Linked DNA regions of Homo sapiens: region 1 is linked to region 2. Evidence: read pairs that join two places in POLR2A ChIA-PET (ENCODE). Cell type or tissue: CD4-positive, alpha-beta T cell. All regions are shown on one strand. Each heading gives the region's core, and the rest is flanking DNA. Links, peaks and the distances in the headings are about the cores only.

Region 1 (5,377 bases), core at 83-5,082, 170 kb before region 2:
TCTCCCATACTGCAATCCAGGCAGGCCACTGTGGGTGTAGTGAGTCCCAAAGCTCCGTAATTACAGGGTTCAACTCTGCCTCCAGAATAACCATGACAAAATTTGTGGAAATGTTCACAACAGCTCTTTACTTCCAGGTTCTGAGATCAGAAACGGAAGTTTCAAAATACCGAAAGTTCGTTTATGTTGAACATAGTGCTTAGGCTAAAAGCAGGAAGTCCAAGAAAGCCTGATCTCATGAGATTTTTTCAGCCCAATTTGGATCCACATCTGCACTTCTGGATTTTCCACTGAGTCTAACCTCAGCTGCTCTGCTGGTCTCACCGAGTCTGCACCTCCAGCATGGGGCACAGATAAATAACACAGTCGACTGCTATTCACTAAGATTTACCCAGGGATTGGCCTCTTGAAAAGTAGTGAGCTTGGACAGGCAGTAGAAAGGAACAATTGAAATTTGAAAAATAGGCATTTCTTTTCATAAAGCTAAAAAAACCCAAACCAAAACAAACAAAACTCTAAACAATAACTCATCCAAATAATGGTCTTGCTGTTGTCTCCAGGTGCAGGAAACAAGTGAAAAAGAATCTTACCACCTACTCCTTCCCGCCCCAGTCCTGGTTTCTCCATTGGTCAGTATCCGGCCAGCAGAGGGGAGGAGAAGGCAGTGGCACTTAGTGGTGTGCCTTGGGCTGCCAGCTCTGGGGGAGCCTCTGAATGTTGGGGAGACTCATTCCCGTATCCCCACTCCCATAGCTTGAGGCACTTTGGAAAGCAAGTTTCTCATGTTGCAGATGAGGAAACTAAGGTTAGGAGAAGTGGAAGGATTTGCTCAGACCACACACATCTAGTGACGGCAGGAGCTGGGATTAGAACCCAAATCCACAAAGATGTGGCCTCTTTTTTGAATCATAATAGCTGCCCTGCCTACCTCTCAGCATTTGAATGGATTAACGGACATGATAGGGTTTGCAAATGACAAACATAAAGTAAGTGTTAGTTGCTGTATCTTGACATATTCCAGGTAGTGGCTCAGTTAGTCTTGCTGGTGCTGTATTTAATTTGGGTCCCATTCCAAGTGTAGAGTTTTCTGGGGATGCCATTATCTATGAGGCTTCTCTGCCAGGAGGGCTCAGAGGCCCCCAAGGGAACACTCCCTATACACACAACATCCCCAGCAACACCTTAGAGATCCTTTTGGGAACATCTGGAGGACTTCTGGATCACAAAGATCTACAGTGCACTGTGGTGTGAGCTCCTCTATTCAGGGACTAGAACTCATTCTTTTGAAGCACAATTTCAAATCAGCCACACCCAACTGCAACAGTCCAGGAGAGGTAGTAGACCACATCTTAGAGCCACCCCTTTTCAACTTCAGGCACCCAGGCATGCAGGGGTTACTGACTTGCTTTGTAAACCTGTTCAAACTAGGTGCAAAGTGGATGTAGCATGACACATTTAGCAGATGTATGGCCTGGAGTGAATGATTTAACTTCTCTGAGCCTCAGTTTCCTCATCAGAATGTGGTAATTGCAATATATACTCCTGGGTTGGCAAGGGAAGTAAAGGGGATGTTTATAAACCGCCTGGCATGCACACAAACAAAGGCACTTCCTGCCTGCCCTGCAGTCCCAAACTGCCCTTTGGGGTAGACCCTCAGCACCTACATGCCTTAGAAACAGCATCCCTGGGCTCCAGAAGGACCTCCAGAATCTGGAAGAGCAAGTCCTTAAATCTTGCCATATACTATTTCGTTTTCAAGGAATTTCTTACAGGTAGCAAGTATGAAATAAATGTCACACGATAGCAAAACCATCATGCGTGTGCTTTTCTATTAGTGAGGTCCTCCTGGGAATCTCCTCTCTCCTTACACAGGTCCAGTGAGGCCTCCTTAGCCCCATCACAGGTGTGCATTCTTGGCTGGGTGCTCTGGGTTGTGATGCACTTGGAGCAGGGGTGAGGAGGGTAATCTCCCCATCGCTTGAAGCTGAAGTGGGAGGAAGCAAGGCCTTTCATGTGGCAGGGTCAGGCATTCTCCCCAGAGCAGCGTGTGCCCCGGAAGCCAAGCCGGTAGGACCAAGCAGAAGCCGCCACTGCTTCCTCCCTACCTTGGAAAATTACACAGCATGCCACTTTGCCTGCTGGCTGCCAGGCAGATGCCCTGCTGCTTTCTGAAGCTGTCCTACCTCCTTAGGATGAAAACAGCAATGTGCCCATGCCCACAGTGACGAGCATGCCCTGCCTTCTTCCTCCTCCCTGCACTGGAAAAAGTACAGGGTCTGTAAACAAGTCATTAGATTCAAGATCCTGCCCAATTTAGACTCTTTGTCTCAGTTTTCTCCAGAGTAAACTGGCGGTCACACCCACTCAAACCAAGCAAAGCCCAGAAGGAATGCAGAGCCCTGTGGCCAGGCTCACCGCAGCTGACCCTGAGATGCCCAGAGCTCCAGCCCTCCTGGACTGGGAGAGGAGAGTGGGAAGCCCAGAGCACTCCATTCCATCAGGAGCAGAGCAGCGGCTCTGATGGGCACACGGCTAAGATCCCAGTGTCTAGGTTCAAGTCCCCAAAGCAGCTTTTACTTTTGGAACTAGCTCTCCAAACTATCAAAAATCAAAAATCCACCTCCTTTGAAGTCTGGCAAGAAAACCCCCACGATCAGCTTCTCTTTATTCCTGTACTTCCCGTACAGGCAGGCTTCTAGAAAACAGAGGTTGGAGAAAATGAAAGTCAATGCCAAATACTAACCAGACAGAAGAATAACTGCTTTTCCCCACAGCACCCCCACCCCCAGCTCTGGCATTATGGGCTGGGGAACTGGGCCCCTCTCCTGCTGCTGAGGATCTGTTTATTTTGCACTCCATAAAGGGAAACCAGGCCCTTTTCTGACATTTTGGCTTGGAGGGGGTGGGGAGAGAAGGAGGTCCAGAATTTAAACTCAAAACCAGATCAACTTCTCTAAATCTCCTGGTGCTTTTGCTATGATTCCTAAATGGGCTGCATTGTATGAATCAGGCTTTTTACTCCCCCAGCCAATGTGCCTCCATTTCTAACAGTCTGGCTCCTAACCCTACCAATGCCATAAACTGCCATGACCCCTTATTGACTTCTAACCATGCAAATGCTTCCCCAGATGAAATTAAGGACAGGCATACTCACAGGCAGCTTGGCAGCTCTCCCTGCCTCTCCTGCAGGGAAATCTGTGCCTACATCACAAACCTTGCTCTCCTTAGTGGATGGTGGCTTCCTTTAAACAATACAACAGGGAATTTCCTTTGTCCTGGAAATGTTCCACTTGTCATTAATGTTATCCTTATCAGCAGACCACAATGCAACCAGGAGAGGCCCCAGCATGCTCAGGACTCGTGGGGTATCATTGCAAAATGTTTTCTTCATTTTTTTTCCTCTGCCTTGAATTCAAAGCATGACCTTTACGGGTGGAATTCAATCAGGTCATCTCTCAGATTCCCCAGTGGGAAAATAAAAGTGGCACAAGCAAAGCCTATTGTTTCCATTGCAAGAAGGTAGAAATGCTGTTTTCTCTCTAGATCATCCAACTAAATGAGGTGGGATGGGGGATACGGAGATAATAAAATGACCCTTACAAATTGAGATCTTATTAATAAAATATAGCCTCGGTCCTGGTAGTCCCATGGAAGTTGCACAGCAGGGGCTCTGCAAATGTCATTGACTCCTCAACTTTTTCAGTCCTTCACCATGGCTTTCACTATTTTTAATGCAATTCATTTCTATTTGGACAAGTTTGAGAATAAATTTTTGTTTTCTTTAAACAACAGGCAAGCAATACGTTAGGAAAAGGGGTGGAGGCATGTGGGAACACCAGAAGGCCAGAGGAATTGCAAAAATAAACTTCTGCTAATGGTAACACTCTTGTCTTCCAGGGCAGGAATAATTAATTGTATATGTTTAATCACTTAGCAACCCTGAGCTCTTATTCTGAAAATCTCAAAATATTTCACATATGCAGTGAGTAAAGTCTTTGGTATCAGACAGAACCTGCTAGCTGCACAACTTTTGGCAAGTCACTTGAGTTTCGTATGTCTTGGTTCTTCTCACTGGGTGCGTGCGAGTCATGATAGATGGATTCCTTGGGGCTGTGGTGGAAGTCAAGTGCTAAAATGCCTTCAAGGGCCGGGTGCGGTAGCTCACCCCTGTCATCCCAGCACTTTGGGAGGCTGAGGCTGGCGGATGACGAGGTCAAGAGATTGAGACCATTCCGGCCAACATGGTGAAACCCCGTCTCTACTAAAAATACAAAAATTAGCTGGGCGTGGTGGTGCGTGCCTGTAGTCCAAGCTACACGGAAGGCTGAGGCAGGAGAATTGCTTGAACCTGGGAGGCGGAGGTTGCTGTGAGCTGAGATTACACCACTGCACTCCAGCCTGGTGACAGAGCAAGACTCTGTCAAAAAAAAAAAAAAAAAAAGGTCCTTCAAGTGTTTAGCACAGTGCTGGGCTCATCAGTAACTACTCAGTAACCATCATCATCATCATCATTATTGTTATTGGCATTACTGATATCTCCTGCCAAAGTTGTTTAAAGTAATAATGAGGTAAAGGGAACAGCCATTCCAGAAAAGATCTTAAAAGCCAATCCCAGTTATCAACCTCTGTAGACTCTCTAGAATCTTAGACCAGAGGGTTTCCTCAGAAATTCTAACAAACACCAGATATAGACAGCATGCCTGTTTAGTAGGTGTTTCTTTTTTTGGTCTTGCAAAATGCTTTTACCACCATCTTTATTACAACATCACTTCGAGGTAAAATTATCATTGGAAGAATCTCCCTGTTCTGCAGTTGAGGAAACTGCAGCATGAGAAGGCCCACATCTTTGATGGAGATCAGGATAGCAGTTTATGTCGGCGCCAGCCAGCGCATCTTCCAGAGCTCTATTTGCCAAAGAGTTGCCGTTTTTTTTTTTTTTTTTTTTTCTGGCCAGTGAAGAGTTATATCAAGTTGAAACCCAGAGCTTTCATAGCTGAGATTTCTAAAGGTGGAATTCAGCCTCCTAGAATCTTCTTGACTTTGAAATTTCTGGATGCATTGCATAGTAAAGGCATATTAACCTATAGATATGTACTCTATGCACTCAGTAAAACATTAGTCTGATAATGCCTTCTAAGGTAATTGTCCTCTCACAGTATTCTTCATTACACTCTACTTGCCTTTACTGAAGAAGAGAGTGGCTAAGAAAATGGCTTATGGCCACACAGATAATGCCTGGGGGGACTATGGTTAGGATGACTAAGCTCAAGGTACTTAATTTAGCAATGCCCCGGGTGGCCATTTCATTCATTCACTCATCCAGTAAAGACTTATTGGAAGGCCTGTTCTCTTTCATACTGACTCCGAGGCTTATCTT
Region 2 (5,377 bases), core at 177-5,176:
CCTTTCCTTTCCTTCCTCGCTCTTTCTTTTTTTCTTTCTCTCTTTTTTTCCCTATTGAATGCCTCCAGGTTCCATCTTCACTGTCTTGTTCCCTGACTGCTGTCTGAAGAGCATAAATAGCTCATGGGACAGAGGTCATCAGTCAAACATGAAATGTAGTTGCACTCTGAGAAAAATCACCTTCCCACTGAAGCATGGGGCAACCTTGGCTGTCCCCAAAGCTGCCAGTGTGAGTGGCCCCTCAGCTTTCAGTCCAGACCCTGCCCCACATCTTGATCTAGTCAGTTGGCCACACCCTCCCCATCATCCCTATTTTTTAAAAATAGGGATACGCTTCTCCCACTCCATTCCTGGACATCCTAGTTAGATTCCTCATGACCTTTGAAGAATTGTTTGCCTCTTTCAAACTTTCTTGCTATTTAAGAAAACAGGACTTTGGGATCTCTGTTAGGTGGGATTAAAAAAAAAAACCAAAAAAACAAAGCCACCAATTTTCAAAGTTGTGTCATCAGTCTTTTCCATACCTCCTGAGACTTGCTGAAGTAGTGCCTGAGAGGCAGAAATACCAGTGATTTAAGTAGCTACAGAGTTCCAGTTGCCTTTGCCATTTTTACTGGCTATCTTACATACCTCATACATTTTTAAAACATCAATCTTGACAACTTTCTGCCATGTCTTAGACCTGCTGTTTCTCATGGAGCAGGGGTTCTTGCCCAGGAGAGTTTCAGGAAAGTGTGATCCTGCTGAAATTTTGTGCAGAAATTTTTCTAAGGATCTGTAGCTTTCCTCTGATTCTCAAAGTTGTCTGAGACTCCCAAAGAGGTTAAAAACTACTGTTCCAAGGGAAAGGTACATTTGTACCTTCCTGCGGCACTTAGCACATTGTACTTCTAGAGTACGCAGTGCACATTTTGTTGAACTGGGATGAATTCTCTGGTATAAACTTCCTTCCTATAAATCCCTTCTCCCTGCTCTGGTCAGTCCCAAGGGAGTGTATTTAAATCTGGAAGTTGTTTCCATTCCATTGTCTCTGAGACAGAAGCATTGCAGCCTTGCCCAAAGTCTAGCCAGATCTCTCCTTTTTCTTTAACATATTTCTTTATTTCATGCTCCTCAGGATGATCTCTGCAAACACCCCAGGAAAACTGTGGACCTGGGACCTCCCTAAAGTGAGCTGGAGGTAGGGATGGGGAGCTTCAGTCTGTGTCAAAGCACCACAGAAAAGTCACACTATGATCTGCGTCTCATGGCCTTTCTAGTGCACAGTAGATTTTCCCCAGCATCCTTATGTCATATAGGGAAGAAAAGATGTAGAAATAGTGCCCCTAAAGGGGATAGGGGTGCAGAAATTCAGAGCTAACACCTTCCCCCCTGCAAACAATGTACACTTGGCTCTTCGTATCCATGGGTTCTGCATTCATGGATTCAACCAACTTCAGAGCAAAAAAAAAATTTTTTTTAAAGAATATTTGCATCCGTACTGAACATGTACTGACTTTTTCTTGTCATTATTCCCTAAACAATACAGTATAACAACTATTTACATATCATTCACATTGTATTAAGTATTATAAGTAAATTTGAGATGACTTAAAGTGTATGGGAGGACGTGCATAGGTTATTTGCAAATACTACACCATTTTATATCAGGGACTTGAGCGTATATGAATTTTGGTATCTTAGGCAAGGGGTTTTCCTGGAACCAATCCCTCATGGCCAAGAGACTGTATACAGGAATGACTATGGCAGAAAAACTCCTGGATGCTACAGACTCTTTCAGTGCACTGCCTCTGAACCAAGGTCATTCTTTTGGAGTCTTAGCCCTCATTTCTGATCATTAGCTTCTGTTGGAACCATTGACTGTTAACATCTACTGCTACAAACTCACTTAGACAAGAGGAGGCCATTTTCAGACTTCTCCAGTCTAGACAGATTACCCAACCCAAGTCAACTACTTTGAACTTCCCAGCAATGTCTTAGCATTTTCATCTTTGGTCAATATATCAGGTGGATATTCTTAGCTGAGCAGGGCTTAGAGCTTGCGTCCTGGTGAATGTTCACTGGTTGAATTTTGGGTTTTATAATGAAAGTGGCTAGCTCCTTGAGACAGAAATGCCTGTGGGCTGTTCCTGGAGAGTTGAATACAGATTAGAAATAACAGAAAGTTGTTGTGCTCACTTCAACCATACCTGAAATATTTGGACATCTCATCAATACTTTGGGCTTTAAAAACTCTGAATTTAAAGTTTCTGAACAATAAAACCAACCACCATGATGCCACATTTTCTTGAATTGTAATCTTTTGTTGTGTTTTTAACATGGTTTAGATCCCTCGGAACTTCCTGTTAGATATCTGTGCATATTTCTATGTTGCTTCTTAACTGATCAATTGTAAATTAAAATAGAGATGAAAAATAGTTCATAGCCCATTCTTTTCTAATTCTAGTAATCTTATTCCAGAAAGTCCAAAAGAAGGCCTGTTCTTCTAGAGCTGCTTGAGAGGTACAGTGGTTACCATTCATTAAATGCCTTCTGTATGCCGAGGATTGCACATATGTGGTCTTTTGCTTTTACAATATTCCTGTGAGGGTGATACTATTCCCATTTTACAGATGAGATAAATAAGACTCAGAGAGGTCAACTTACCTCCCCAAAGAAGCCTAACTAATTCTGGGAGGCAGGTTGGTAATTAAATGTAAATATTCCTCCAAAGTGCATGTTCTTAACCACCATACACATTTTGCCTGCCCAAACATTTGTTCACATCTTCATTGCTGTGACAATTGCCCACCTCCGGGATAAGAATCGATAAACTTTCCCAGCTTTCCCACAAAGCAGAGACCCATGAAAATTCCACAGGGATGTAAAAGGGAAAACAAGACACTGTTACCTGATTTCTTTTATATCTTCTCTGTGGTTTCTTGGAGTCCCATATTGGTCATTTAAGGGCACAAGGAAGCCTGATAATTTGCAAAGCTCCTCCAGAGAATGGTTTTTCCTTTGTTGGGCATTCAGTTAGGGTCTAGAGGGTTTGCTTACCTCTTCACCTAAGCATCATACTCCCTTTGTCCCCTTACACTGCCCCCCCCACCCCCAACCAGCCAGCTCCGTGAGCAGACAGAGTCACTGAGCAAGACTAAACCCTAAGAAGTTTCTGAAAGGTTATACCCTTGAAGCTACCCACAGTGTACACAGCACGTGCTGAAGTTTACACAGACTTCCCAGACCTCTGAATAGAGAGACTAATTGTGGGGAAGCTGCTTTTCAGCACACAGGATGGGCTGTTCCCTGTGGGTTTTACTATCAAAAGGCTTTTAAAAGTGCAGTGTAGCCATTGTTGAATATTTCACAATGAATTAAATACCATTTCTCTCCTCGCAGCTGTTCCGTGTGAGTGAGTGTAGAGTGCATTTTTTTTTTCCTTTTCCTGGCAGAAGACGTCTGCTGTATAAACCTAAGCACTGGGGTAATGAGATTATTTGTGTGCGAATTCTTTAGGAAAAGCATTTCTTTATTTTAAACTCAATGTGATGCAGAGCTGCTGCTCTGGAGACGGGGAGAGGGAGAGCCTTGGAAAAGAATGGAATTGCAATGTCTTTGAGCAGAACTGGGAGAAGGCAGGGGTGAGGGGCTCAGGGATTAGGCTTGTAGCTTCAGTACATTTATCCACATTTCCCTACATTTCCCTAGGGCTGCCTGCATCTCTCAGCCCTACTAACTGGGCTACAGAAGAGGGAAATTCCATATATATATATATATATATATATATATTAGTAAACAATTAATCACTTTTTCATCTGCCCTTTCAAAATTCCTTTCTGATCTCACAGGTTTTTAAAGCAGTTGAAGAAACAGTTTGCTCTATGCCTATTTTTATCTCAAAGAGCTTTTAATATAATTTAAATTATAAAGTATACAAGGAACTGACTTTCTTATGACATTTAGGGCAGTTTCCATAATTTGGACATACTCAGCTTTAATAGTACCATACCATTAATTGCTAGAACATGTATCCACACATCTCTTGCTTGACTTTTCCTCTTCAGAGTTTTCATTTATCTTTCATAGACATTGAGCTTCAGGTGAGCAGTGAGTTGGAATTAAGTATAAAATTAATTAAGATTAAATACAAGTGTAGACTTAACTCTTCCTAAAATGTCATCAGGGAGTCAACAGCTGTTTTTTAGATCCACTGAAGACTAAGAACACAATGAGATTAAATGGAAAAACAGGGATTTAGATTAGTGAGGGGAAAATATGACTCTGAAATCCATTATTAGAGTTTATAAATTACCTCTCCTCTCAAATATCTTTCAGGATATTTCAGAAGGAGTATGAGTAATTTTTTTATTATTATCCTTCTGGTTCGATCACGTAAGATAAAATTTTCACAACCTTTTAAGGGAACTTAAGGAACTTAAGGGAATGCTTTAGGAAATTATTGAGTGGGAAAGAGCAGGCCAGATGTGAAAGGAGAGACGTTGAGTGTGAGAGTAATCTTTTAATTCTGCTGCAGTGAGAGAGACAAAAAGGAGGCATGAGCTGGGCATGCTGATATGAAAACTCAACCAGTAGATTTTTGGGGCTAAGGAGGGAAGGTCTGAAATGTACTTCTGCACCTCCCCCATAGTTACTGGTCACTTACTTTTCTCATTTTCCAAACTTCCCAATGTCTATGTCAGAATGGGCAGGTAGAGAGTGATCATTTTTCCCTGTGTTTAACAGAAGGGAAAGTTCTGCTGCAAAGATGGGGGAGAGAATCTATGCTGTTCTGGTAGCTTTGAAATGCATAATCTTTTCGCTCTTCCTGGCTATGAACTAGTACTTTTCTATGTGCATATATATCACATTCAGTTTATTTTGAAAAATAAATTATTATAAAAAAATACCTCTTTAAATAATTTTTTTTTTTTTTTTTGAGACAGAGTTTCGCTCTTGTTGCCAGGACTGGAGTGCAATGGCACGATCTGGGCTCACTGCAACTTCCGCCTCCAGGGTTCAAGCAATTCTCCTGTCTCAGCCTCCCGAGTAGCTGGGATTACCCGAGTAGCTGGGATTACAGTCGCTTGCCACCATGCCCGGCTAATTTTTGTATTTTTTTAGTAGAGACGGGTTTTCACCATGTTAGCCAGGCTGGTCCTGAACTCCTGACCTCAGGTAATCCACCCATCTCGGCCTCCCAAAGTGCTGGGATTACAGGTGTGAGCCACCACGCTGGGCCTAAAGAAAATTTATAAATCAAAGAATAATAGGGAGGAAAGGCATTTTGGTGTCATCACTTAAGGGTTAATACATGGAGGGTGTGTTCCATGGGTATTTTTTGTGACAAGTGTTCACCTGAGTCACACACAGATACCTCAGACTTAAAACTGAGCTC

What was found. ChIA-PET counts read pairs that join two places held together with the same protein. Peaks named below come from ENCODE experiments on the same cell type or tissue, not always from the same donor. Only the 100,000 strongest peaks of a DNase experiment are listed, where the experiment ranks them.
Region 1: POLR2A ChIA-PET joins it to region 2 with 5 read pairs; 4 of 35 experiments call an interaction of 5 or more read pairs at or near these places.

Annotation. Positions count from the first base shown.
Region 1 is chr11:128,713,775-128,719,151 of GRCh38, reverse strand. All of the region lies in intron 1 of FLI1 (Fli-1 proto-oncogene, ETS transcription factor), which reads right to left. Among named protein-coding and RNA genes, the nearest start is that of SENCR, 20 kb to the right of the region's middle. RefSeq lists enhancers at 1-174, 693-1,212, 1,881-1,980, 2,921-3,080, 3,020-3,545. In CD4-positive, alpha-beta T cell, for the core only: no CTCF peak of the experiment used is centred there; DNase peaks (open chromatin) are centred at 191, 1,581, 2,011, 2,661 and 1 weaker place; H3K4me3 peaks cover 2,225 bases; H3K27ac peaks cover 3,722 bases.
Region 2 is chr11:128,542,735-128,548,111 of GRCh38, reverse strand. All of the region lies in intron 3 of ETS1 (ETS proto-oncogene 1, transcription factor), which reads left to right. Among named protein-coding and RNA genes, the nearest start is that of ETS1-AS1, 19 kb to the right of the region's middle. In CD4-positive, alpha-beta T cell, for the core only: no CTCF peak of the experiment used is centred there; a DNase peak (open chromatin) is centred at 3,211; H3K4me3 peaks cover 456 bases.